7 separate regions of the Mus musculus genome follow, and regions 1, 3, 4, 5, 6 and 7 are each linked to region 2. A link is a loop called in an ENCODE intact Hi-C map of the cell type or tissue named here. Cell type or tissue: heart. All regions are shown on one strand. Region 1 overlaps Rbfox1 (RNA binding protein, fox-1 homolog (C. elegans) 1). Region 2 has its middle 20 kb from the start of Rbfox1. Region 3 overlaps Rbfox1 (RNA binding protein, fox-1 homolog (C. elegans) 1). Region 4 has its middle 230 kb from the start of Rbfox1. Region 5 overlaps Rbfox1 (RNA binding protein, fox-1 homolog (C. elegans) 1). Region 6 overlaps Rbfox1 (RNA binding protein, fox-1 homolog (C. elegans) 1). Region 7 overlaps Rbfox1 (RNA binding protein, fox-1 homolog (C. elegans) 1).

Evidence for each region. A loop is a pair of places that touch in the nucleus more often than their neighbours do. Peaks named below come from ENCODE experiments on the same cell type or tissue, not always from the same donor. Only the 100,000 strongest peaks of a DNase experiment are listed, where the experiment ranks them.
Region 1: a loop joins it to region 2, with 5 times the contacts of the local background. A loop is called at or near these places in 14 of 42 quality-filtered maps.
Region 3: it touches region 2 in a loop (2.2-fold over the local background); 2 of 42 quality-filtered maps call a loop at or near these places.
Region 4: it touches region 2 in a loop (2.1-fold over the local background); 6 of 42 quality-filtered maps call a loop at or near these places.
Region 5: a loop joins it to region 2, with 2.4 times the contacts of the local background. A loop is called at or near these places in 2 of 42 quality-filtered maps.
Region 6: a loop joins it to region 2, with 2.3 times the contacts of the local background. A loop is called at or near these places in 3 of 42 quality-filtered maps.
Region 7: it touches region 2 in a loop (2.0-fold over the local background); 6 of 42 quality-filtered maps call a loop at or near these places.

The regions. Positions count from the first base shown.
Region 1 is chr16:7,273,775-7,277,774 of GRCm38, forward strand. Rbfox1 (RNA binding protein, fox-1 homolog (C. elegans) 1) reads left to right here. Exons shown (of 13, transcript NM_183188.2): 3 at 3,251-3,394. Among named protein-coding and RNA genes, the nearest start is that of Rbfox1, 210 kb to the left of the region's middle. In heart, a CTCF peak has its summit at 2,329 (motif pointing left); no DNase peak of the experiment used is centred here.
Region 2 is chr16:7,047,424-7,051,423 of GRCm38, forward strand. It overlaps a transcript of Rbfox1 not described here. Among named protein-coding and RNA genes, the nearest start is that of Rbfox1, 20 kb to the right of the region's middle. In heart, a CTCF peak has its summit at 2,382 (motif pointing right); no DNase peak of the experiment used is centred here; H3K4me3 peaks cover 719 bases; H3K27ac peaks cover 501 bases.
Region 3 is chr16:7,125,546-7,129,545 of GRCm38, forward strand. All of the region lies in intron 1 of Rbfox1 (RNA binding protein, fox-1 homolog (C. elegans) 1), which reads left to right. Among named protein-coding and RNA genes, the nearest start is that of Rbfox1, 58 kb to the left of the region's middle. In heart, no CTCF peak of the experiment used is centred here; no DNase peak of the experiment used is centred here.
Region 4 is chr16:6,837,700-6,841,699 of GRCm38, forward strand. It overlaps a transcript of Rbfox1 not described here. Among named protein-coding and RNA genes, the nearest start is that of Rbfox1, 230 kb to the right of the region's middle. In heart, a CTCF peak has its summit at 2,108; a DNase peak (open chromatin) is centred at 2,122.
Region 5 is chr16:7,149,024-7,153,023 of GRCm38, forward strand. All of the region lies in intron 1 of Rbfox1 (RNA binding protein, fox-1 homolog (C. elegans) 1), which reads left to right. Among named protein-coding and RNA genes, the nearest start is that of Rbfox1, 81 kb to the left of the region's middle. In heart, no CTCF peak of the experiment used is centred here; a DNase peak (open chromatin) is centred at 1,608; H3K27ac peaks cover 724 bases.
Region 6 is chr16:7,135,589-7,139,588 of GRCm38, forward strand. The region is part of intron 1 of Rbfox1 (RNA binding protein, fox-1 homolog (C. elegans) 1); the gene reads left to right. Among named protein-coding and RNA genes, the nearest start is that of Rbfox1, 68 kb to the left of the region's middle. In heart, a CTCF peak has its summit at 1,579; a DNase peak (open chromatin) is centred at 1,603; H3K27me3 peaks cover 990 bases.
Region 7 is chr16:7,098,307-7,102,306 of GRCm38, forward strand. The region is part of intron 1 of Rbfox1 (RNA binding protein, fox-1 homolog (C. elegans) 1); the gene reads left to right. Among named protein-coding and RNA genes, the nearest start is that of Rbfox1, 30 kb to the left of the region's middle. In heart, no CTCF peak of the experiment used is centred here; DNase peaks (open chromatin) are centred at 1,435 and 1,795; H3K27ac peaks cover 1,044 bases.

The DNA.
Region 1 (4,000 bases), 230 kb after region 2:
GGATGTTTTTCCTGAAGATTCCAAGAGATATGCTTTGAAAAAAAGCCCACTTAGGCCCCAGATGAAGTAGAAGTACTCTCTTCACTATATATGGTGGGAGCTCCTTGATCTGAAGTTAGGGCTGCTTGTACCTACCCCTATATTTTGGTCCTTGTCCTAAGCCTGTAGGGCATGGATCATTGTTGTCTTCTCACAGATGAGTGAACTGTAGGCACAGAGATATAAAGGGCCCAGATACAAATTAGCAGTTGGTGACAGTGGGATTGCATGCTGCAGGGTTGACTCTCTAGCCCTGGCTGTCACATGACTAGTTAGCTCAGACACGGACATGCTCAGCTTGAAATGGTCTCTTTTTCCTGTCCCTCTTACCCCATGAAGGTTGATATCCCTATCCCCGCCTTCTCACCAACCTATACAAATTTGGATTTCATTTCACATATTTTCAGTAAAAAATTATTTCTGTCAAAGGTATGCCTACATAACAATTTATGGGTATTTGTATAAATGTGTACACTACAAAATGATTAATCGAGCGTTGTATGTTTTTATCAAAGGGAACACCACCAAGATTTCTCCAAAGTCCTGTTTGACTAGAGATGATTAATTTTAATTTTTACATGAGCAGCATAATGCTATTAATCATTTAATATGTTTAATCATAATCTCTGTAATTCCTAATTAGGTTTATTAAACTGAGCCATTCAGCAATTGTGCACAAATCCAAGTCTGAGTTTCTTTCTTGGAAGGAAGAGAAGCTCATTTTAATTTTTTATTCACATGGCAATTTCCAGCAGGGTGGGGGGAAATGGACTTGAAACCTAGGATCTTAGTGATTGCTCGTGCCAACTTAGGGTGTTGTGGTAGGGCATTGAAACCTCCTACTCTTTGGCAAGGTAGCAATATCACGGTTTAAAGGTGACGTCTTTGTCTTTGATGTGGAACCCGATGTGCTGTTACTAGGAAAAACAAAAACAAAAGCTAAACACAGTGTGGGTCTCTGGGTTACAGGATGATAATGATGATGATGAGGAGTATGTGTGTGTGTGTGTATTTATGTAAGTATGATACCATGATGTGCCTGTGGAAATCAAAGGGCAGCTTCAAGTATCAGTTCATCTCTTATTTGAGAGAGTCTCTCTTTATTGCTGTATTTACAAGACCAATTGACTGTGCACTTTCAGGAACTGTCCTGTATCCACTGCCTATGTCACTGTAGGAATGCCGAGATTACAGGCATAAACCACTGTGCCCAGTTTTATGCAGGTTCTGGGGCCACAAAATCAAGCCCTCATGATTGCACAGCAAGCATGTCACAAGTGCACCTCCGCTAGCCGACAGAGCTATCGGTGAACTGGCACTCGAAACAGGCAACAGTGATTCTCAGGCATTTGTTTATTATGCATTTATTAGTGGTGCACCAATCTTTTCATGCTCTCAGTCTGTCACCACATCAGCCAATCACTTAGCAGGCCTTTGACATTCACGTAGCATGCTGGTCACAACTCAGTCCTCTGGTCATCTTTAAGTGGCTTATAACAGCCACTTACTTTTATGTACAAGGCTCCTTTGGGTCTACAACTTCTGACCTTCTCTCAAGTTGCGTCTCTTGCTCATCCTCTTTGCATTCTCTCTGGCTTTCCATGGACTCCCCAGTGAGGAGGACTTCTACGGACATCTTGCTATCTTCGCTCATGCTTTGCACTCTTTTGGCACAGACTCTGTCTCCTAACATACCTGTCTACCAAGCCAAAGGTTATGTGCTTTGGGACCCTCAGTGGCAAGTGGGACTTGAGCTTGCTCAGCCTGCACCCCCACAAAGACCTGTCTGCATTATAATTGTTTTTCTTTTCCCACCTCTTCCTACATCATCTTCCTTTTCACATTTCAGGCAAAATAACGTGGTTGTCGAGATCGCCTTGTACTTGAAAATAAACAAAGGCATCTGCTAGGGTTTCTGAGACCGAATCCGTTTAGGTGGGTGGTGCACAAGGCTCCAGGAGATCTCAACTTAAACAAGTATCCAGAGTGTATGAGGAAAGAGGATGCCAATAAAATATTCTAGTACCCAGAGAGATGCTGGGAAGATTGCTAATTATGCTCCTGTTATTTGGGTGTTTCTTTTACATTTCACTATGTAAGATTGTCTCCTCTAAGTCTCTATTATTTTACACCTGGCTGCCTACACTGATAGTTTTTGTCTTGGTTATATGTCTCTAAATTGCTTATAAATACATGAGGATGATTCTTTGCTCATGAATTTCAGCTTGGCAAAGACCCTACAACAGTAGTTCAAAGACATACTGAAGTGGACTGCGTCTACTGCCACCTACAGGCATAGTATGCTAATTGCAGAGAAAGTACAGAAAAACAAAGCTCCCTGACTATCCTTTCTGAAAGGGGGAGAATGGATGGAAATAATGAGCTATACTAGTAGCCTTATATTATCTGCATCAGCATAACCCAGCAGAGCTTTTGTACATATGGGAATAGTCTGTTTTTCCTATTTTCCCAACACAGGCACTACCTTTCAAATGATTGAGCCTTTCAAATGCAACAAATACAACCTTATTTAGACTTGATTTAGTGTTCATTTCTTGAGATTTATGATCTCATAGGTTTGCAGCAGTAGACATTATAGATTTATACAATGAACATCTTTTTTAAAAGTTGAGTCAATCATCTTATTCACTGGACGAATTACAAACCTCCAAAGGGCCTTTGCAAAATTTTGACATTTATTAATATTTTACCTGTTCAGCCTCAGTACTTACGTATGCATAGTGTAAGAATCTGGCCAGCACTGAGGGATACATGTTCTTATTTTTAATGATCTTTAATCCTTTTTGATGAGTTTTCCACTACCCACCCTGAGCCCCAACCCTTGATGTTTCCTTTCTTTTCTCACAATGTTTACCTTCTTCTCCCCAACTCTCTCTCTATTTAAGAACGGTCTTTAATGTGCCTTGTACCGTGAGAGTTACCCTGCATGAAGCCAGAGCTTCTGACGGTTTTGATTGATATAGAATCCAAGATTCATATGTGGGTCCTCAGTGGATGCTCAAAACAAACTTTTTTGCTGTTAATTTAAAAAAAAGGCCAAAAATATTTGTCGGATAGCATCCTGCCATGTGGAGGAAGGGAGCAGGCATTGGGACCAAGTCCTCATAGAACACACCCTGCCGTTTCTGGGAAGAGACGATATTGGGACCTAGTGCTTACTTTCCTTTTGTTTTGTTTCTTGTTCCTTTAGCAGACAGATGATGCAGCCCCGACCGACGGCCAGCCCCAGACACAACCTTCTGAAAACACAGAAAGCAAGTCCCAGCCCAAGCGGCTGCATGTGTCCAACATCCCTTTCCGGTTCCGGGATCCAGACCTCCGACAAATGTTTGGTGTAAGTACTGCCTTCATCCTCAGTTTGCTCCTTGTGGGAGTTCTGAGACTGTCTCACTCTAAGGTAGAATGTTGTTATAGAATGAAGGCATTTTAGCATCTAATACCTGGGTCTATGGGGGTAGGTCCCCTTAGGGGTGATAGGAGACATTGATTTGTTTTAGTTGTACTCATGGGATTGCTGCCTTCCCAGTTGATCAACTTCTAACACGTAACTTAAATGCCAAGCAGAAAATAGACTCCTGTGTTAACCACTGATGATAAAGCCCATTGATGATCCCAAGTTCAGCAGCCCAGGACCTCACTTTGTAACTAAAATAAATGTTGAATCCCTTGCCTGCTTACCTAGAAGCACTGCCCAGGCATGAGTCTCTCCCGGTTGTGCCCAGGCACTTTGTACTGCAGCTGCAGTGAATGGCTAGTTCAGCATAGTTTTCAAAATCAGCTACTGCTGCCACCACCAAAACTGCCAGTTTCTAAATCTGATTTGATTCTTGCAGGTTCCTAGATGAAGCTTCAAGGGTATTTAGTATGCAGCAAAGGGCAGTCTGCTCTAAGTATGATGGTGAAACAGAACTAGCCAGGAACCACCATTCACCCTGAGGAA
Region 2 (4,000 bases):
CAGTTATTGTGAATTTGAGGTTAAACCTCAGGCCTAGTACATGTTAGGCAAGTGCTTTCCCAGTAACCTTCGGGCCTCCTTTTACATTTTATTCTGAAACAAGGTCTTAGTTGCCCAGGCTGGCCTTTAACTTTGGTTCCTCCTACTTCAATCATCCTCATTGCTGAAATGTCAGGCCTTGGCTACCACCACCCTCAGCTCATTCTGTGCCTATTGAACCCCCACGGGGTGACAGATGCCCTCAGGAAGCAAAGCCTAGAGCTTCTGTCTCTGGGAGAGTCTTAGCATCCTTAACATCATTATAATACTGCATTTAGACACACATCAGCTTGGTCCATAGAGTGTTTTATGTCATGTCTGGGTTAGAATTACATCTTCCTTCCTTCCTTCCTTCCTTCCTTCCTTCCTTCCTTCCTTCCTTCCTTCCTTCCTTCCTTCCTTCCTTCCTTCCTTCCTCTGGTCCAATATGCAGAGAGAAAGCACATATAATTAACTTACATCTCTCTCTATGTCACCTCTCCATCCCTCTGCCCAGACAGCAGCAGACAGCAAAGGAAAGACATCCTGTACTTAATGATTAGAGTGTACAGAGGGCTCTGAGACAATGGACTGAGTCAGAAGGCTGCTGCTGTGGTCCTTAATGCTCACCAAGGCCTTAGTGGCTAGACAGTTGCACCTCATTTTGATCTTTTTCTCTGCGTTGTTTCAGTACACACAGAATAGGAAGCAGAGCGCGAATGAGGTAAATTCAGAAGGCCAGTGTGTGTTTTCAGAGACTTAATGACTATTTTTCTTTCTCTTCTGTGGCTATGGAACAAAGTACAGGCAATTTTAGGATTTAAGGGCCCAGATTTCCCTGGGCTCGGGAGTAGAATACAAGGAGACTTTGGGATTAATGAGTCTTTTCTTTTCCTTGGGGGCAGACGTTTGCCTGGCACTCACCTGGAGAATGGGATTTTTCTTATTGGAAATAGCAGCAAGCATCTGTGGGGTTCCTTCTAGGAGAACTGCTTCCTGAGCCTGGGTTAAGTAGTGCTTAGCTCTTTGGAGAGGATAAGGACTGAAATATGATGCCCCTCTCCTGGAATACTTCAGGAACAATGAGGAGCAATTATGGAATCTTAGTCAGGGAGAGAATATTTCCAAATGACATGCGAACACTGATGTTGCCTTAGAAGCCTGGGTGTTCAACCCTCCAAAAACAGTCTACAAAAAGCAGGTGTCTCTTGTCCTTGTGTAGAACGGGCTCTGAGGCCAAATCCCAACTCTGTTATTCATGAGCTGATCTGACTGAATTGAGCAAGTCACTTAACTTGATTTGGACCTTAATTGCTTCTTCGGAAAAAATCGAGACTAGAATGCCATTGTATATTGTTCTTGGTGAGGTGAAGTGGGATACCACTCAGGGCTCGAGATGCAGCAAAGAGCCCATAGATACTGAAGATATGAAAAAAAGCAGATCCTAACTTAGCCGTTAAGAGATAGAGAATTGTTTTAAGGTAACAGAGGGCCGGCTCCTGGAAGCTTCCCACTTCTATTTGTATTTTCCTGAATGGGAATACCTATGTGTGTACCTATGGTCTGTTGAGGTTATAGGTACCAGCAGCAATCGAGGGCCACTCTGCGTCTCTCATCCATCCTGTCTGCTTAGTTCTCTGCTTTCCTTCCTCTTTCGGGTCTTTCCCTGGTGGTTGTGATATGGCTACATAGCTCAATTAATGCTCTCTGACGGGAAGAGGGAAAGTAAAAATCACCCGGCTCCTGTCAGCAGCAAAGTTATTTACTCTCAAAAGCTGACGGAATCACACTGCAGGAGCTTCGTTTATTTCTATTCAGAATGTCGTGGTGCCCCGTGCTGGAGACTCGGAACGTGCTGATGCGGATTCCAATAGGCTTCAAGGCAGTGAGTGGCTGCTCGAACGCGGACCATCAGGAGGAGCCCTGACAGGGATGGGTCCCTGGATCACTGACTTGGATACCAGAGTAAGCGCCCTAGCTAGGGAGAGCTAAAGGAGAGGAGTTCATTCCATTCTCGGTGCTTCGAGAAGCAGAAGAGCCCCTGCTGTCTGATTGTTTGTCCCTTTTATTCTGGGAACATAAGAGCAAGGTGTAAGGGACTCAATTTGGGTCACTCCTGGAGTTTCTGGAAACACAAAGGCATCTCCTACAATCAGCTCTGCGCTGGCTTCGCCATCCATCGCCTCTGCTTACATGGGCTGACAGGCTCACTCATCCAGATAACCTGCAGAAAGCTATGCATTTGTTTTTCCTTTTTCTCTTTCTTCTCTCTTTTTTTCCCCCAACTTCAACACTTTCCTCTCCAAGGAGTCAGAGGGGGAGCTGTTGAAGCAGGAAGAGAAAGGAGTCTTTGCCTGTTGGTGCAATTTCAGTTCTTTCCACTAGGGGTCTCTGTGTCAAACTCAGGATTCCCCCACACTTTGTTTTTATGATCCTTATAGCCTCCCCCGCCTCACTCCCCCAACCCCTTTTTTTCTCTTTTGGATCAGTTTTGGGAAAGGAAGCCCTTTCTGTAAACAGGAAGAGATACTGTGAGTCCACTGAGGGGACCAGACAATTTTGCCATCCTCAGCACCATGATGACAAGGGCATAATTAAAATAGTGACATAATCAATAACGTTTATGGAGTCCTGGGTGGCAAGCACATGACTCAGCATATTTACGTGGATTATCTCTTTTAATATTACACACAGGCCTCCAGGGAGTTGGTATATTTACTTCTTCTTCCTAGATTTGTTTATCATTTTCTTTGCCAGGCAGGGTCTTGCTTTGAAATACAGACTGGCATCCAACTCAACTATCCTCCTGCCTCAGCTTCTTTAGTGCTGGGATTATAGTTGCGTAGCAGCAAGTCCATTTTAGGCTTCACCTGCCTTTCTACCTTTCTTCCCTCCTTCTTTTCTTCTGCTCTTTGTTTCTTCCTTCCTGTCTGCCTGCCTTTTCTCCTCTCTTTCTTTCATTCTTTTGTTCTTTAACATTCAGAACAAAAAACTTCGGTGGTTGATGTTTCAAGTCACAAAGTGTTCTTCCTCCAGACCCCATGCCTAGACCTTACTCTGCAGTGAGCTGCCTGTCCTGCCTCATCCTGCCTTGGAAGCTTCTGGTGTAACTTGATGTAAGAGGCTTGTGCCAGGCTGTTTGTCTGGACAGCTCTACTGACCACGGTGCCCCTTGACTTTGCTTTAAAAGAAAAGACTTGTTAGAAATGAGGTTGTTCTGAGCATCCTTCCTCCCCGAAGCAGATTCTGGTTTCACATTAGTTAGCTATGTGAAGGTCTGCCTCCTTAGACCAGACTAGTATCAAGCTCACTATGTCACACAATCTGACCTTAAACGCATGGCAGTCCTCCTGCCTCAGCCTTGTGAGTGCTGGGATTATAGGCCTGAGCCATGTGATTTCATCTTAACTCCTTAGGTTTATTGGTTTGTATTTTAGGACACTTAGTAACCTTGGATTTACAGAGGTTTCAAAGAGAAAGTTCGAGGCTTCTAGGTCACACCCACAGACAGTGATAGAGTGTGTTTCTGCAAAGCCAATTCCAGCCCTCCAAACCTCTCTTTGAACCAAAGCTCTTCAGCTAGCAGGGAATACAGTTCCTGCCTGGCTCCATCTGTATTAATGATTTATAAGCCACACCGCTGCTTTTGTTCACGAGCAGGGCCTTGTCCTGTTCATAAAGGCATTTCAGGGAGTGGGGTCCTGGCTGGCCATGCTGTTAGCTTGCTGCTGTGAAGGCTGCTTCATAAATCAAAAGAGCCTGGTACTTTACTGCCTCAGAGCTCTGAGATGGTGTGTGGATGTGTGCGCAGTCTGAGTGCTTGTGTGCGTGCACAAGCCCGTGCGGATCAGATCCACTGAGGGACGGACAGCGTTGCCCTTCCATAAAGAATGAATGAAGGCGGAGATGCAACTGGTCATAGGTGCTTCAGGGTAAGGGCTTGGCTTCCTGGCAGCTCCCTGGCCCCATTTGCCTTTCACTG
Region 3 (4,000 bases), 78 kb after region 2:
ATTTTTAGCTTGTACCATCATTTCAACTCTACACCCTTTGATGTTCATTTTATGATCATGCTTTCTGCAGAGGAAGGCTATTTGTCTTCCCTAGACCAGTCCCTTCCCAGGACCTACTTGACTTGTACACAGTAAGCTTTTGACAATGACTAAAGGGATAAATGAATACATGAATGAGTGACTGATGAAAGAAGAGGCAGAAAGGGAGGGAGGGGAGAAACAAGGAAGGAGGGTTAAATGACCATCATGTCAGGATATCTGTTCTTTAAGATAGACTGAAATTTCTGATAAAAAGGACAAGGATATGAACTTGAACTAGCCTACCCCTTGAACTATCCCTCCCTCTTGTCCTCCATTAACACCGAAGCTCCCTTCTTGCTGCTTCAATGTCCTTGGGATAGCAGCACTCTGAGGCCTTCCATTCCTCCAGTCCTTGTTCATTTTCTACTGTAATCCCCGGGTTAAACTGAAATTATGTTCAGGATTTAAATCTTGCTTTGTTTCTGCCTTGCCTTGTGGGAGTCACATGGCCTTTTTCCATCATCAGGAATATGTTTTCATGCTTTCACACAAAGTTCTTGCAAGACCATGCTTACAACTCTACCTGCACAAACTGTCTGTGGATACCTTTCCTGATGCCTGAAGGCCAGGCTCCTTCCTCTTCTAGCTTTCCTGCTTTGCCCCTTTTATTCACCAGTAGTTAAAGCATTTTGCAGAACTATAATGAAATGCATATTTTTATTTGAACAATGCCTGCTAGGTTTCAGAGTACCAGCTATTTGAGGAACACATTGCATCTGTCTTGGTCATCAGGAAGTTCTCAGATCACAGTAAGCACTAGACAAATGGTGAATAAAGGTAAACACACCCTTTAGGAACCAGTGCCAAACTGTGATTTGGGGAAGTATGGAGCGTCGAAAGCAGAGGTGACCCCAATGTGTTCTTAGTGATTTGCTCCCTTTCTGAGGATATTTGAAGACATCTGCCTCACACTGGAAGGAAGCCTACAGTAGCCACTTTCTATTGATGCTCCACAGCTCACTCTAAGTAGTACTTGGGTGGTACACAAGTAACAGCATAATTCCAAAGATCCCTGTTGATGTGAAGTTAGTTAAACACCAGAGGTTCGCTTTTATGGCTTGGTCTTGACTGGTCACGAGGGTATGAATGCTCTCCTTTTCGTTGCGTAGCTGTATCTCTTTGTTGTCATTTTCTGGGACATGCCTTCTCACAAATATTCATGGTCATGTGGTTAAAAAGAGAATGTGAGAGTAGATTAAAGTTGAAAAAATCTGGGGATCTAAATCCATTCTTGACATTTAATTTCTGTATAGAGAACCAGGAAGGTAGAGTCTTTGGTTTGATAGTGATGTGGTACTTTTTATTCATCCCTGGATGCCTGCTAGTCAGTTTTCCAGGAAAATTCATTACAACCTAACCTTAATTATACTGAAGCACATATTCATTTGGGTGTCCTCTTCATACAGGATTATATATAGTTTTTCTTTTAGGTCATGTTTCTAAACCCGAGAAAGGAATCCATTTTTATGTACTTGGCTCCTTGGAAGGATGTGTGAGATTATAGACAATGCATTGGGAAAGAGCAGGGAAATAAGGAAAGGTCAATACATGGAAACAAGGCTTTGAGATGGTCCTCTGGGAAACAGTGTGTTCAAAATTGCTTCATCCAGAGTCACAGGCCAGCTCCTTCTCTCACCTTGTGCACTGGGGCAGATGTAGTAACCACGCAGTCTTCAACCCAATTCTCACGCCAAGTGACTCTAGCTGAGGCCATCTGTCAAATTCAGCCCCTCAGAGAATTCAGGTTGTAAAAGGTTAGTGGCCAGCACTTGCCCCAGCTAGTAGCCGAAGCTCCAGTTGAGCTTCCAACTTTAAGAAGCTCTAAGCTAATTAATATCTGCACATAAATGCTTTCTGCACAGTGCTCTCTATCTGCATTTCCCACTGACATTTTATCGCATACAATCTCTCCCATCTCCTTGGTCCTCTTAGGTCTTAGAATAGCTCTTGAGCACCAGAAGGATGTCAAGATCTGTTTAGACCTCAGCACCTAGGGAAGATTGCCTGCTAAGTAGTGCTATGGGGGGAAATAAGCATGCTTACGAGTCACCCAATTGTTTCTAGGCCTTTGCAATTACATTTATCCATCTTTTAAATGACACACCTTACGGCCTATCCATCTCCCTCAAATGTGGATCACCCCAGTGCTTAGGCCCTTGAATACACCCCTATTATCAGTTTACATATTACATTTTTTGGGTGGCCACCATCAGGCTTTCATGTGAAGGGTGTGATGGGGACTGTAGGAAACTGAATTTCCCCTTGTAGTCTCAGGAGTGCTAGTCACAGGATGCTCCTTCCTCTGTAAATAAGCCACAGCCTCATCTTGTTTCTCTGCTTCCCCGTCTTTCAATAGCCATCTCCTCCCACCCTTCCTCTTCATCTCCTGTAGCCTTCATATCCATGCACACATAAATAAGGCTGCATGCACGCATGTGAGAATATATAGCCATCATAGTAGAGTGTGGGTGTGTGTACGTGCTGAGGAAGTATAATAGACTATGGTTGTGTGTTTTTAGGTATATAATAAGTTTTCTGCAGATGTGTGTGTGTGTGTCGGGGGGGGGGTGAGGCATTTGTTGATTCAAACCAATTTTTTCCCCTGAGTTAGTACCCAATCTGTAGCTAAGAACCGCTGACTACAGCATATTTCTGAATGTAGATTTTTCCCCCCTGACAGCCAAGACCTAACTCTCGCCTGATCTATGTAGCTGCATTGTTCAAATCACAAAGTCTTTGTGACAGAGCTGCTCTTTTCTGAGAGCCCCCAACACACCTGTCAGTAGATGGACGCAAGTCTCCTGGAGTCACCACCTTACCTAGAAACTCAGCAGATGATGGGAATTATTTCTTTCTACTAATTCCCCTTTTAGTGGAGATAAGCCGCTTTGTTCAGCTGTAAATGAAACATTAGGGTATTAACTGTGAAGCCAGAAGTATTGGGGAAGCTGCGATTTTATCTTCGGTAGGAACATTTTGGGCAATAAATTGTTTTGTTGGATAGAATACTAAATCTCTTGAGTTACAAAGAAGCAGAGCTCATTAAGGGGAATGCTTAAAGCAGGGGGAAAAGAGTAGAGACAAAAGCTTATTGCCTTGCTGTGGAATCGTAAGGTATACAGGCTCTTCTGTATACGTAGCATGGAAGAATTATATGGTAGAGTGATTAAATAGATGTGTCTATAGACCTGCAAATACTCTGTGAATATGTCCAAGGGATGAATACATTCCTGAAATATCAATAGTAGTCTATAATAAGTTATGAATTTTGGAGAACATATTTATCCTCAAAGACTAGGTTTTTGTTTCCTGCGGGTGAAATTTTCCCATCTTTTTTCCACATCCTTCAGAATAATCAGCTGGCATGGTTACATAAATGTTTGCAATAGAGGAAATTAGGTGCTGAATTTATACAAAATATTGTCACAGAATACACACCTAAATTAAGATAATTATGTGCTGAAGCATCTGTCAACGGGGCTTGGCATGGAGGGAGGGACTTCCCATGATTAAGAGAAGGCTTCTATTAGGAATTGTAGGTTTTTATCTCATGAGTGTTCCCCTCCAGAGGGGAAGGGAACAGAGTGATTGTTCATTGAGCAATGATGGGGGCAGAAGCAGCAGTAGAGGAGTGCTGTTTTATCTGGGAAGATCGCTTTGTACTTGGGGTTGGCTTCTCTGTGTGCCTTCAAACCTGAGACTGCATCTCTGTGCCTCTCCATGTCTTGTTTCTGCTGCTTCTGGCGCTGGGGAGGAGCACGGCCCCAAAACCATCGTACGGAGAAACAGAGAACACTGCAAACAGACACACCTATGAGGCTGCAAGAGCTATGTCAGAATGATATGTTTTCTTCTTTATTTTTCTCCTTGAGTTGTTCAGAGCCTCCTTGCACAGTATCCCACCTGGAAGCCCTTCATC
Region 4 (4,000 bases), 210 kb before region 2:
TTCACCAAAAGCTATAACAAAGAGGATCTCCTTTATTCTTCACGTAAAGATTGTCTTATTACATTTGTGTGTGTGTGTGTGTGTGTGTGTGTGTGTGTCTTTCCATGTAGAGACCAGAAGACAACTTTTAGAAATCAGTTCTTTTCTCCCACCATGTGGGTCTCAGGGTCACATTGCTATCTTCAGGTTTGAGGCATATGTCTCTTTTTCCCTACTAAGCCCTCTTGGTAGTTCCTCATTACTCTTCATAATGATAAAGGCTAAAAGTGTTTTCAATATACCCACATATGACAACCAACCTAAGTTGGCTTGAAATGTTCTGGTTTTCACATTGGATGTCCTGTAACTCTGGAACCCTGGTCCAAACAGGACTTTTAGCCAATTTCCTTTCCATGCTATATACTATGTGTGAGGGGCCTGAATATTGCCCATGCATATTGGTTCAAGAATATGTGAAATTTGTGTCTGTGTATACATATTTGCATGTATGTGAGGGTGTGTCTCTGTGTGTGAAGACCTGAGTGTGTGTGCATACGTACTTTCATATATTTAGGGGTGTCTCTATATGTGAAGAACTGTGTGTGTACATGTATTTGCATGTGAGGTGGGTGTGTCTGTGTGTGTGAAGAGGAGGTTAACCTTTGGTGTCTTCTTTAGTTATTCTCCCTTTTGTTGAGACAGGGTCTCTCAGTTTGAACTGAATCATGCTGATATGATTGTGATCTTTGACTCATTAGCCCCGAGCATGCCCTGCCTAAAAATTACAAGAGTGCGCCTCCATACCCAGGAGTTTCTTTATGTGGGTTTTGTGGATCCAAGCAACATCCTCTGGTTTGCAAAGCCAGTTGTGGACTTCACTGACTGCTCCATCACACCAGCCCTATGATTTGCATATTTTCCAGCTGAGGACTTTGTGTCTAAGTGCCATTTCTTTGTGGTTTCCATTGCTGTGCTTCTGTTGGTCACTATTTTACAAAAAGACATGGTCATTGCTCCTCCCACCCCCTTGCCTATTATGCATCATGATGGTCCTGTCTATGGGATACGTTAACAGGTGCCTCACCACCTGCTCAGCTCTGTAGATGACTCCACAATTTAGCTAACGCACTTTAATTATTTAGGTGACATTTTGCTTTATGTAGTTTTAAGGAGAAATATAAATGAATGAGAGACTTAATTCCATGGTTTCCTCTGTATGATGTATAAAGATGAGACTAATGACCAAGACTCCACTCAGAGCACAAGTTCATCTTCTCCCTTTCCCTTAAAGGCTACCATGTGTTTTAATATTAATTTCTCCCTTATCCATATATCAATAATTGAGTTCTGCATCAATTAATATGCTGGGCAAATTGTATTCCCCGTCCTCTCCTTCACGATGCATTTCAGTAATGGAGATAATTTTCAAGATAAAGTATACAATTTAAAATGGATTAAAAAAGAACAACTAATAAAGGGGAATTGATTCATGGGCAAAATTTTTTGGATAATTTCAGGAAATCTTAGCTGTGCATCTAGCCTGTGCATTTTCTAAGGAGAGCTTGTCAACATGATCAAGTTTTATGCACCCTGCAAAATTTTCCAGGTCTGTAATTGCACAGGATGAGGGAAAAGAAGTAATAAACACACACACAGCGACACACACACAAACACACACACACGCTCGCTCTCGAGCATACACACACACACACACACACACAAGCATACCTACATGACATACATAGAAGAATGCACACTTACACATATGTACACACACTTAAACACATATACACATGCATGCTTGCATTCTCCACATGCAACAAAATCAGCCGTGCTGCTGGGAACATGTGCACAATTCCTTCCCTTGGTTTAAGAAGGCTAAACATTCATGCCAGCAAGTCTTCGGAGCTTTCCATTTGCTGACTGTTGCTGGTGGGGGTTGGCTTTTCTTTTGATTTGATAGACTGGCACACAGGCTTCCAAGGCTATCTGTTCCTTTCCCCCTCCCAGATTCCGATACAAACCCAAGCTGAGAGCCAAGCAAGGCAGACATGGACAGGCAGCAGCTGCTGCAGCAAGCAAGACCCACAGTCTCTAAGCCCGCAGTGACACGATGGAGCCGGTAGATGGCTGTAGACAAGTGTGCTGAGCATGTGGAGCGAAGAGGAATGAGTCTGGGGAGGCCTTGACCTAACTGGATGCTGCTTTTATCTGAAGTACATTTAAAGAGATAAAGGGGAAGCCGGGAGAGGCACATGTTCTTTTCTCTGCAGCTGGAGCTTCGACTTAAAAAAAAAATCTCCGAGTCGCCAGCTCTGTGCTGATATGCTTGCCTCTGAGGATCAACCCTCCAGTAAATTCCTCCAGTAGGGACTTTGGGAATCTCCTCCTCGCTGTCAGGATTTGCTATAGCACCTGCCTTTACTGATCATACCAGGCTATTATTGTTATTATTATTTTTTATTGTTACTGTTATCATTATCACCCTCACCACTAGCGGTCTCAACAGTGTCTGTGTTCCCACTATGCTTGCTGCCTGAAGTACTAGATTTGCTCATGAGACAGCCACCCCAAGAATTCTTACCTAAGCAGTCTTGACTAGAGCGAGAAGAAAAGGCAAGAGTTAGGAAGGGAAAGGAAAGAGGGGGAGGGAGGAGGAGAGGGGAGGGAGAGGAGGAGAGGAGAGAGAGAGAGGAGAGAGAGAGAGAGAGGGAGAGAGAGAGAGAGAGAAGCAAGCAGCCCGGAGCAAGTCACTCCACACACGTTGCCACTGAAGGAATGCTGTCCTGATAAACTCATAAACAATCATAGCAAACCTGGTGTAAGGAAATAAGAGGGACTCTGAGGACTTGGCAGGAAAAGGCAAGAATCTCTACCGAGTGGTTTTCAGTTTTTCTTCCAGATACTCTTGGTGAAGTGAGGAGACTTCTGTTTGCTGACAGAGCCTTTGATTTCTCTTGCAAGATGATGATGTATTTGTGGGTAGGTAGTCTCTCTCTCTCTTTCTCTCTCTCTCTCTCTCTCGCTCTCTCTCTCATTCTCTCTGTCTTTCTCTGATTAATAAATTGACTTCGGGTATAAAAATTGCAGCCTAGAGTAATCGTATTTCGTGTAAGGTGATTATGCCGATGCAGGATAATCTTGCATGGCTACGGTACATGTGCAGGCTTTTCCAGTGGGAGTTAGGCAAGACTTGCTTCATTAGTGCTGAGCTACAATTTTATTTTCACGTGCGAAGGGAAACAAAAAAAAATGTGTGTGTATGTGTGTCCGCACACGTACATGTGGGTACGTGTACAATGTGCATGTGTGGAGTAGGGGAATATGTTGCTTTCTCTCTCTTTTTTTTGAGACATTGGTGGTGAATTCAGAGTAAAGAGCAGATCTAGGAATGTCGTTTTAAGCATGGAGCAAATTCTCTCTCACTTGTAGCTGCGTAGAATTTCATTTAATTACAAAGCAGCGTGCTGAGAAGTGATGGCTGTGTATACATATACATATATGTCTCCTGTACAAATAACTCCTTATTTCTCATGTTGGGTTTGAACATTTTAGATGAAAGCTGAGTGTTTTATTTGCTTAAAACAGATGTGTGTGTGTGTGTGTGTGTGTGTGTGTGTGTGTGTGTGTAGATATACTGAGAATGCTGCTCTGGTCAAATGTAGATTTCGATGCACTTTTTCTGTCTTATTGATAAATGTATATAGTTATTTGTCTAAGTCGTGGTATTAAATAAACATACAAAAGTAGTGGTCTGTTATTATAGGTGACAATATTTAACTGGTGAAGTAATTGGGAAAAAATAGTATCCTAGTGAAAATGCCTTACAAAAGTCCCTTATCTTCTGCTGGGATAACAAATATATACATCGTAGCTTCATTTGATCAATAAAGGACATAAGTGAAATTCTGACATTTCAGGGACAGAGCTCTGTGGCTTCACATTAGAGACATAGACTCTTCACTTTGCAGAGGGAAGGCGGGGGCATGTGCAAGAGAAGTCTGCACCCTACGTCTGTACA
Region 5 (4,000 bases), 100 kb after region 2:
CGAGTCTGGGACTTAAAAAGACAAAGAGAAATCAAGTTGGTGTTAGCTTCAGCTGTGCCTCTGGACTAGACTGTGTTTTTGCATGTGTACATCTCTCTCTCTCTCTCTCTCTCTCTCTCTCTCTCTCTCTCTCTCTCTGTGTGTGTGTGTGTGTGGTGTATGTGCCCGCCTTTTGGATAAAAGGCCCCTCTCCTCCCTAGTGGGCTGCCAGGCTCAGCCTTCAGACACAGTCCTATTGTCTTAGATTTCTTTTCCTATCATGTAGGTGTCTATACCACGCCACCCACGCAGGAGAGTCAGTGAGCTGTGAAATATATTCATTGTTAGAGTACCCAGGAAATGGCGGCAGGCATTCGCAGGTAATAGCGTTGGACAGGCAGGGGAGACCGCCAACATTACCGGCATTATTTCGGTTGCCTTTTTCATTATAGGTTCGGGAAATAGGCAGCAATTCGATTATGGCATGATTTGGGGTGGAATTGCTTGCACCCCTGACCCCGTCACTGGGGGATCCAGGGAGAAGTCAGCTCAAATAAAGTTTATAGTGCATTAACTGGACCGAGCACAGCCTCACCCTGCAGAGAGTGATTTCTCATCTTCCAGTGGTTTGTAACTGCAGCGCAGATCTATCTGTACCTTAAGGCACAGGGAGGATTGGCTGAGATGTATAGGAGTGAGCAGAGGCAACCAATGGCATGCAAACCCCTCCCCTTCCATGTGCAGCTCTGGGCTCCTTGGCGGCTCTCTGTGGCAATGTGATTAATAACACAGAGACATCCTGCTTGTTGGATTATTAATTTCCCGTCTCTTTGCCTTATTTTTTTCTTGGTACATATTTCTGATGCTTTTCTTCTGCCTATTTGCTTTTTCTTTTTTCTTTTTTTTTTTTTCCCTTTGCAAAGCCTGGCCATTCCTCCTTTTCCCTCCTGTAGCCCACCCTCTTGCCCATGGAACTAATCTTTAGAACGTAACACTGACACCGGCCACTCAACACTGTGCCTGCTTGCTTCACACTTGGGGTGAGTGTATTGTTTCCCACTGGGGACTGTGATTCTAGGAGAGAGAGAGAGAGAGAGAGAGAGAGAGAGAGAGAGAGAGAGAGAGAGAGAGAGAGAGAGAGAGAGAGAGATTTGTACTCTTCTGTATTTGATTTTGGCCGTTTGTTAGGGGCGCTCAGCTTACAAAGCAAAGCTAGTTAGTGAATAACTGTCCATGACCCCGAACCAGGTGTCACACAGAGAAATCTGATCTCTCTTTCTTAAGTAGTCATAGCTCTTCTTGCCAGGTCTGCACACCACACCGAGAGTGCACCATGCAAAAGACAGAAAGAGGAAATAAGAAGGCATCTCGGTAGGTAATTGCATAGCTGTTGTTACTCAGCGATGAGTTCCAGCTGACGCTGGATTTGAGAAGTAGAGGAATGGGGATTGGAGGCTTCCACGGGGCCTTGAGAGATGTGGAGGACTTTGTACCAAAACTTCCACCAGCAGCTGTACCCTTGGGCTGCCTGTTTCACGTGCATTCATGCTTAGGAAGGAAAGGAGTGCTTGATGCTGACTTGGGACAGCTGGACAGACCATGTGCTTCAGCTTCTTGTTTTGATGTGGCGTCTGTTAAGGGGGGCCTGGGGAAGTTTCTGATTTGCTGACCTACTCATGTGGCAGGCCTGTAGAGCAGCAGCAGGAGAGCAGGCAGGGCTTCCACATTCCAACAGGGCCAGAAGTGGCTCTAGCTCTCTCTGTTTCCCCCAAGGCTTCCTTTCTGTCCTGTCATCTGGGTAATCAGGATAATTAGCAGAAGCCTGGGCTGGGTCCCATGCAGTTTGCACAAGCCGCTTTCACCAGCACAGGGCATGCTTCTTAAGGAAAACTTGGTTTTTTGCTGTTGTTTTTTTTTTTTGTTGTTGTTGTTGTTTTGTTTTGTTTTGAGTTTTTTTCCCCATAAGGAATCTCTCTTTTAAATAAAAATCCTTAAAATTGCAGAAACCTAGAAGATGAAACTGAAAGAATTTGACACAATTGTTCTTTCATTTATATAACCAGCTCAAGGCAGAAAAATCTGCTCCTAAGTTGATTATCTCTTTGACTTATTTTGAGGGTGTGTGTGTGTGTGTGTGTGTGTGTGTGTGTGTGTGCTTACCTATGTATGAAATGTTTGAAAATTCTTCAGTGGAGTCTCAGGAACAAGAATATTTCTATTTTTTTCCATTAAAAAGAAAAAAAAAAGGCTCAAAGAAACCAAGCATTTGTTTCCTGTTTGTAATGGAAGTTTAACTGTGTCTTGAGGAGCGTGGTAAGGGGTAAGGGTTTGTTTATGTAACAGCCACTCACAAGGTGTGCACTCCTTGTCTGTCTAGTGCTTATGTCTACATCACCCAGCAGAAGAAAGAAAGAAATGCTCGCATGAAGCAGGGCAACATTCTCCCTCTGTCGGTTCAGAGCTATGGTGTTGCTAACACAAGCATATTAGACACTTGGAGTTAGCAGAGTCTTTATGTGAGATCCCTGGCTAATTTTTTATTCAGATTCTAGCTCTTCCTTTTGGAAGATTTTTTTTTTAAACAGGCGTGATTTTTTTTTAAACAGTTGGCCCACTGAGAGGTAAAATTAAAGAGGGGAACATGAAAACTGACTGTCAAATATAGACAGATAGGATGCTTAGGAGTTTGGGCATAAACACAAATATCTTGGAAGTAGTAGTTAGTACAGTACAATACACTTCTCTGAAACTATTATATTGAAATAAAAATACTTTCAATATATCTGTAGTGAGAGCTGACTTTCTGTTAATGTTATTTTGAAGAAAGGCACGTATCTATATCTATCTATATCTATGCACACACACACACACACACACACACACACACACACACACATATATATATATATATATATATATATGCATATATGTATCCACACACATGTATACACACCCACACACATGTATACACACACACACACACACACACACACACACACACATACTGATGAGAAATAATCTTATTTGGGCAGTTAAAGTATGACATGTATGTTTTAAAGAATGTTTTAGTATTCATTTTTATTATACTTCTATTAATTTTGCTTTGTGTCTTCTTATATTGAGAGGAGGAGGATACAGTGCCTGCGAGGTAATAAGAGGACACCTTGTGGGAGTTTTCTTCTACTGTGTGGGTCCTAGGATTGACTCAAGTCCTTAAGGTGGCAGCAGGCATTGTTACCCACGGAGGCAGCTCAAATGATCATCTGTATTGTGTATATAACATGCTAAAATTCCTGTATTGCTTCCTGCCTTGTTTTTAAAATGTGGGTTAGTGACACAGGTTTGAAGAGAGAAGGGGGTCTGGGGTGGCTTGCACTGTGACAGTTTATAAACCGTCCAGGGAGAAATCACCACATGGGTGAGGGACTATCCTCAGTTTTCAGACCGAGAGAGTTCGGCTCCTCTTTTCTTTCTTTCTCTCTCTCCTTGTCTTTCTCCCCCCTGATTCAAGTAAAGTAAACCAGCTCAAAGCCTATTTTGTACTTGAAAAAGATCAAGGCAGTGGGGCCGTCTCTCAAGGACCTAAAATTACATTGGTTACAGAGTGAATCACATCTGGGCTTTAAATACCATCTCAACCCTGCACTCTTCCTTTGTTTTAAAGTTGCCTAATGCTTCTTCCTGGAAACCTGGGCTCCCCTTCATTCTCTTACCAAAATCCTTCACATAAGAGTTGGGAAAGGGAAGCTGGTAGAGGCCTGGTCATGGCCTTCAGAAGACAACTTGTATCAGCGGCCTGGGCAGGTGCTCTATGTGTTAGGAAAAGGTCCTTGCCCATCTAAAGAAACCTCTCTTGAGTTGGGACACGGTGCATCTACTACCCCAGACACTACTGTGTAATTCTTGAAATATACCCTTGTTTTATTTCTTTTTTACATGCATCTTATACAGACACAGAAGACATGTACGCCTTCCTCTGACACACCATACATCTCCTTTTTAGGTCCTGCTGTGTTTATAG
Region 6 (4,000 bases), 88 kb after region 2:
TCCTTCAAAGCTTTTGAACATGGATTGCTGAAAGACAATCCTTGGCTTCAAAAGCTGTCTATATTGTTGAATATGAGTGCTTGAGATTCCACTCTGCTGGCTGCAGCATTCGGGATGAGCCTAATTGTACAGCCACTGACACACAGAGTGGTAAATAAGTTGTGGCCCGTGATTCTGGCAGGCTTTGACTATTAGCATTAACCATAGGAATAGCTCCTCTACAGGAAAAGTGTTTGCTTTGACAACAGAGAAGCAGGGAGATCTGGGGCAGTTTAAGAAACCCTGTAGAACATTTGCAAAAGTGATTTTGAAGACAACCCTGAGCCTGGAAACATTCATGATGAAATGCATTCATGATAAAATTCTATCTTGAATTGCACTGGATTTCCCCTTAATTAGCTGACTATCTTCCCCCTGGCCTCCTTGTGGAATAATTGAGAAGCAGGAATTACATGTGTTTAAGACATACAACTTACTTTAGGTGTTGGTATTCATAGTGAAACAATTCACATTGCTTTATATACTTACTATCTTAGTTTGAGTATACTAACTCCTCTATTTCTGTGTATGTGACATGCACACAAATGCATGTGTGTGCATGCATGTACAGGTAGAGGCCAATGAACAGCCTCATGTATCAATCCTTAAGTACAGTACCATTAACAAAACAAGCTCTTCCTCCTCCTCCTCCTCCTCCTTCTCCTTCCCTCCTCCTCCTCCTTCTTCATCTTCTCCTTTTGAGACAGGACCTCTCAATGCCTGGAACTTGCCAAAGAGACCTGGTTGGCTGGCTGGGTGGAGCTCCAGGATTCTGCCTATATCCATCTCCCTAGTGCTGGGATTCTATCTAACGCAGCCTCTCTGGAAAATATGTGTCAAGCATGTGGTTTTTAAGGGAACATTTTATAAAAATCAAAGTATAGTTATTAGAATATCTAATTGTTTCCTGCCATGTCATGATTGGGTAAAAGATTAGATGGGCGAGCATTTCTTTCTTACCCATCCCCAAATGGGCGTCATCTCCCCAAGAGGATGATAGATTATGTGAAAGCTTAGAGCCAGGATGGGCTTTTTAAGGCATTTTATTTCCTGGGAATAGACATTTGAGTTTTGATTCTCCCTTCCATCTACTCCCCTGAGTAGAGAGATGATCCTATCTGCAGCTGTAAGGATGTCTGCCTAGCCAAGCCACAAAGGATATTATTTTGCATATAGTAATAGCTTCAAGGTGTGTTTTTAAAGCTGGAGTAGGCATGCTAAGTTTCGGTCTAACTCTTGAGAGCTTTCTGGGCACAGCCTAGAGGAAGATCTTCAGCAAGCCTGCAGAAAGAATACCATTCCTCATGCGAAGAAAACTCCTGACAACACAGGAGCTTTGCCTTTCTGTTTGGTAAAGTATAATTGGAAAACGGTGGAAATTAGTTCAGCACAGCTTTGATGCCAGCCCACAGGCAAGGTCTCTAATGCCCAACTCCCCTGCTGCAAACCTTTGAGGCTGGAAAGGCTCAGCTGAGCAGAGACTAGCAGATGCAGATGCTTAAGCCAAGGCTCCATGCAGTTTTTTCTCAGTTCCACCAGGTGCTGCCAGAGAACATTGAGCAGGGCCAGGCTCCAGGCAAAGCATGTTTGCAGCTGCTCTGGAACTCAGGGGTTGCTTGGAAGGCAACAATTAAATGAGTTGTGCTGAGGAGAACAGCTCTCACTCACACACAGTTAAAATGCTTCCAAGAGCTTCCCCACTGCCTACCATCTCAGATCAACATTTGGATGTGCACTTGGGTCTTCCCATATGTTTCCATATCTTGTGTGCATCTAGATCTCCAGTCCAAATCTTAGCTGCACCCAGGGTCAGGCTTTGACTTTTCAGCCTGGAAGAAAGCAACACTGTGGTTGGACATTTCCCTCTTTTGTAAAGGCTGCCTATTTTGTTCTGTCCTTTTCCAGATTCTGTATCTGGAGCAATGAGGTGACAGCCCAGATCTGTGGCCTCCAGAAGGTGCATGTCCAAGACTTATTGACATATCTCCAGAAATATAATGGGTGGTAACTCCTGTGGGGTTGAGAGGGATGGTCATTACAGTTCCCACACAGAACCATGCATGCAGCCCAAACACCACATAGTGTTGAGGGTCAAATCCCCACAGGCAAGAATGATTTAGTCCACGGTGTTAATAGTGTTGAAAGATGAGAAACCTCATTCTAGGGACAGAAGGTTTGTGGAGAAGGGGTTGCATTCTTCCAAATAAATCTTGTACATTGTGATCACTTTAGAAAGCTCCTGTAGGTTACAACTCAGAGCCAGTACCTTCCTAAGATGCACAAAAATGTGAGGGACACTACACCACAGCCCCAGAGACGACAAACACTTTGCTAACATGGCTTTTACTCCCTACTGGAATAACATCAAGGATGGAATTACTGTACCATATGATAGATTAGGAAAACAAGGTCTAGGAAACTGGCTTTTCATTCCTGGTTGCTAGGTGGGGAACCCAGTTTTGTGACCAGATCCAATCCTTTATGGGCTAGTGTTGCTTTCCCTGTTTCAAATTGTGTACCAGAGGATGACATGCTATTCTAAATGGAAGAAACAGAGCCCAGTGCAAAGGCTCAGTCAGTTATGTGTCTGCCATGCAAAACCTTGAGTTCCATTCCCTGAACCCACCAAAAATGAATCAAGCATGGTGACACATACTTTTACTCCCAGAACTAGGGACATGGAGATAATGAGATCAGTGGGGCTCGGTGGCCAGTCAGCCTAGCCTACTTAGCAAGCTTTAGCCCAGTGATCAGACAACAAAAGGTAGGGGCTGGTAATAGGGCTTGTCTAGACGAGGTGTTTGCCACCAAGCCTGAGCACTTGAGTTCTGTCCCTGGAACCCACATAATAGAAAGAGAGAAGTGACACCCACATGTTGGCTTCTAACCTCAGTGTATGTGCTGTGGCATGTGTACCCCCTGACATAGAAAATCAATCAGAAATAGAAAACAATATCTAAAATGGATGACATCCTGAAGAATGACAATCAAAGCTGTTCTTTGGCTTATACACACACACACACACACACATGCACACGCGCGCGCACACACACACACACAACCAGGACAAATAATTCACTTTATATTATCATATCTAAAGGAGTCAGAAGAAATAAAATGAAGAGGAAAATAACATTTCCCAGAATTCATAGTTTCACCGTCTCTCATAGCAAGTTTGAAAATGGCACTCAGCCATGTCACATGTTGTTTAGCAGCACCTACATGATCCTATTGCAAAGTGCTATCAATATCCTGGCTTAAAACATCTATTTCACTCTTTCAAAATAATGAAATGAGTATCACTGGGGTAAAATCAAATCATCCATAAAGTTGGATGCTTCTGCATGCTTGAAGAGTCTCTGTCTTGCCTTCTCCTGCTCCAGAAGTCGATGGTCTAGTGGATCCTCCTCCATTATCAAAGCCACTATTGTCCTATTTTCAATTGTCTCTCTGACTCTGTCTTGACAACCTCTTAAGGTCCCTTATGTTTCTATTGTCTGCCAGCCCACCCTGATAGTTCACAGTGCCCCTCCTTCTCTTGAACTGAGCAAAGTCTAAAACCTCACATTCTCACCAAGCCATTTTCTTACAAAAGGTGTTATTATTCAGGCCATACCTACTTTAGGAAGACCACTAATAGATTTACTGGCGAGGAAAGGATAGGTTTCATTGTCACTGGGCTTGGGTGAGGTGTGTGTGTGTGTGTGTGTGTGTGTGTGTGTATGCATGCATGCGTGTATGTATGTGTATATATGCTTATGCACAGAATACCACAGAATAGCAAATCACAATGACAGGCTTGTATGGTCATTGTGAATCATATCCCTTCACTCTAATACCTCGAAATGTTTGGAGAAAGGACTCATACTGTGTCGCATGCATTTACTTTTTTATGTAATGCAATTGCAGAGTCCAACCAAAACCAGAGGAAAGTGTGTGGATGTGAGCAGGCAGAACATGA
Region 7 (4,000 bases), 51 kb after region 2:
GCTCTTGAGGAAGATTAAAACCATTTTGCCTCAAAGAAAGATGGTGGTGGCACTTTCCCAATGTATGAAGGAATGGTTTTTTGTGTTCCACAGAGACTCACCTGTCCTCTGTTTGACGGAGTCTCCATCCCTGGAATGGAGGCAATCCAGGTTAGCCCAGGTGAGTTGGAGGGAGGCAGGTGGCAGGGACGAGAATGTTTCCTTGGCAGGTGCTCTTGGCCCTGTTTCTGCTCAACAGGGTAAAGGCAGACACCAGAGCACATGGGATTCACCTTCACACAGCAGATGGCCATGGAACGTAGAAAAGAAGACTTCTGAAATTTGATCATGCTGCAGCCAGGCCTAACAAAGTCTAGGGGGTAAAATGCAGCCAAAGAAGGCCTTAAGAAAGTGGTAAGGAACAAAATCAGGCTCTCCAGGCATTCTTAGAGAGCAAATGAATGGCACGTGTATACACATATACCTAAACACAAACCCACATCAAAATTGTGGCCTAGCAGTACATGCCTGTAATCCCAGTACTGGGGAACCGGGGAGGTAGAGACTGGATTATAAGTGCTCCCCTGTCAATGTCTGAATCAGAGATCTATGAGTTCAGTAGAGATTCTCTCTCAAAAAACAAGATGGAGTTTGATAGAAAAAGACTCCTGATATGGATCTCTGGACTAGGCACATACATATACAGTGCTCCATAAACATGCATGCATACATATATAGATATATACATACACACATGCACACTCGTGTCCACATGTGCCCTGCACATAAATAAGGACACACACATAAGTGAACACAGATGAACACAAACACACAAAAATCTACAGACAAGTTCTCTAAGTCTTAATCGAGCCACTCCATAAGTCCCCCAGCCTGAGGCCTGTACACAGTACATTTGGTCAGTTGGACATCATGATACAGGCCGTCTTGCTAGGTGGTGCTGCCATTATCTTGTTTTTGCAAGACTTTCAGCAAAGGTAGACTCACAGCAGAATGTGCTCAGCCTTGATCTTGACTTTGAGTCTAGATTAGTAATCCAGGGGATACTAGAGAGAGAGTTGATACTAAATACTGCTCAGCCTTGAGAGATTCTGCCTCTCCTGTGATGTCCTGGATATGAGACTCTTTTAGTTCAAGAGGGTAAAAAGCAAACCTAGTTCATCGCATTATCACAAGTGGCCTTTGAAATGATAGGCTTAGAATTGTGTTTGGCCCAGAATGAATTCTTAATTACAAGTATCTTCTCCTCCCCGCCCCATAGCTAGTGGAAACAAAAAATAGAGACCCGATCTTTTAAAGGTTGTTTGGCTGGGCAAAACGCCTAGCACAAAATGGGTCACATGGCTTGTGAGGCAATATGTCCAGCAGGTGCTAAAGGTCACTCTGAGTTTGCAGATCCCCACACATCTGACACTGAGAGCCATCAAGTCTCTTGTGCTGGGCCCACTTACGTTGCTTTGTTGGATGATAAAACCTTCTTGCTCACATCCAAGTCCATGTCACGGAGTGCTCAGAGACTTCTTACAGAAGTCCGAGTGGATTTTGGTTTCAGTGTAAACTAAGTGTCCTAAACCCTATGTCCTTCTTGCTGCTGTTTATTATCTGTGTGAAGTGGGAGGGACAGGCGGGTTTAGCACATGTCAGCTTCTGGCTTTCATTACTGACACTCAGCAGTGAGGGCTGGGGAGGGAGAAGCATATGGCTTTCCTGATATCTCTCCATGAGGAAAAGAGGGCATTTGAGGGGAAATATTTCTGAACAGGAAGCTAGAGCAAGATGGTTCTTGTGGGTGTGATGGAGAAGCAGCAGAGCCAGTCAGCTGCGAGGCTCCTGGGTCCCGTGCCAGCCCACACCTTTGCAGAACATTTTCAAGATTAGGAATCTGTGTCTTGCCGCCTGGAAGCAGTTGAGGATTTCAGAATCTATACTGGCTTGCATCTCACTGACAGCTTTGTCTGTCACATGGGTGTCTAGGGGTGAACAGCACGGGCAGAACCAGCAGCTTCTCCTATCTTTAGGCACTTGGCTGCCAGGAGAGCATTTCCCTTTCTAAGGGTGAATTCTGTTTACCTTGCAGTTCATATGCAGGAAGGATCTTAATATTGGTTACTGAATTTGACCTTTCTAATAGAAAAACAAACAAACAAAAAACCAAAAAACCTATCCTGACACATCATGGTTTTAATCTATTGGTCATCATATGTCAGCAGTTTTAGTATTTACTTAATTTAGCATTTTTCCTTGGCCATTCTTGGTGGCATCAGGATGAGTTTCTGTGGTTCAATACTAGAAATCTACTGTGATTTTTTTTTGACACAAACATTCATTAGTAACATGTTCAACAACCTCTTCATAATTAGGAATGTTGAAGAATGGGCTTTGACTACTGGAAGATACCAGGGAGTGACTGTTAGACAACTAGGAATGGCACTCACTCTTCCAGCTAGACAGTTCTCTTGATGACTCTTCCAAGATATTGCAGATTCCTGGGGTTTGGTCATGAGCCTGCCCTAAGGGGGTCTATTGTAAGAATCCCCAAGACACCCTTGGATCGTGGTCCCTGTGTTACAAACTGTGAGGTGGCTGTTGAAAAATGACGTTCATAGGAAAATGTAAACTCTACCGAGTAAGACTTTTAGATGCCACATGAGGATTGTTCATGTATTAGTGCAATGAACATGACAGTTACTGTCAGAAAAATCTGTCTGTTTGCCTGCCCACTTGCCTGTCTGTCTATCTATCTATCTATCTATCTATCTATCTATCTATCTATCTATCTATCTATCTATCCATCAATAATATACCATATATCTATCCATCAACATATTATCTATCTGTCTGTCTGTCTGTCTGTCTGTCTGTCTGTCTGCCTGCCTATCTATCTATCTATCTATCTATCTATCTATCTATCTATCTATCTATCTACCCATCCATAATATACCATATATCTATCCATCAACATATTATCTATCTGTCTGTCTGTCTGTCTGTCTGTCTGCCTGCCTGCCTGCCTATCTATCTATCTATCTATCTATCTATCTATCTATCTATCTATCTATCTATCTATCTATCTACCCATCCATAATATACCATATATCTATCCATCAACATATTATCTATCTGTCTGTCTGTCTGTCTGCCTGCCTATCTATTTGCCTATCTATCTGCCTATCTGCCTATCTATCTATCTATCTATCTATCTATCTATCTATCTATCTATCTATCATCTAACTGAAGTGTCCATCCACCATTCCTTTCTCTTCCTTCCATCCAAATGCATATCTTATTTTATCAATGGTAGATAGTGTTCACAGCCAGTGTCATAAATATGCAGAGCCCTTTCTTCTCCTTGTCACCATAAACATTTTGAAAGATATAAATGCCATCAGAAACAAGATCTCTAGATGATACACTCCACAGGCTAATAAATACATGGAAGACCTTTCCAGATGTTATGTAGCAAGGGAGAATTTAAAGTTATTACAAAAACGAGAATCTAATATGAGATTCAACTTTTTAGAAGTCTCAGTCTACACTCCAAACTATAGGCACTGTGAAGTGGCACAAAGGAATCTCACTGCTTCTCAGTACTGGCTTGCTGCATTAACATTCTTTTGGTGCAGTGACAGTCAATCAGGAGTTAGTTTTCCCCCCACAAGGGGTGTTTGAATATAGAGACATTTTTGCTCCTCACAACTGAACGTGAGGTGCTTCTGTCCTCTGCTAGCGAGAGGAAGACCTGTTCTTTAACACCTTACACTGCACAGGACATCTCCTGCAATAGAGAATTAAAACACCAAAATTATGAGGCGTACAGAGACTGGGGATTTCTAGTTTAGTGTGGCAGATGCAATATCCTTGTGTGGTTGTACACAAAGTACTATTTTTTGTGGAATACAGGTTATAAATAGGGAAAATGTTAGGGCCATATCTTCTTTAATGCCAATTTCATATCTATAAGCTAGTTTCCTACCCTGCCAAGAACAGGGTTGCTGAGAGCTAC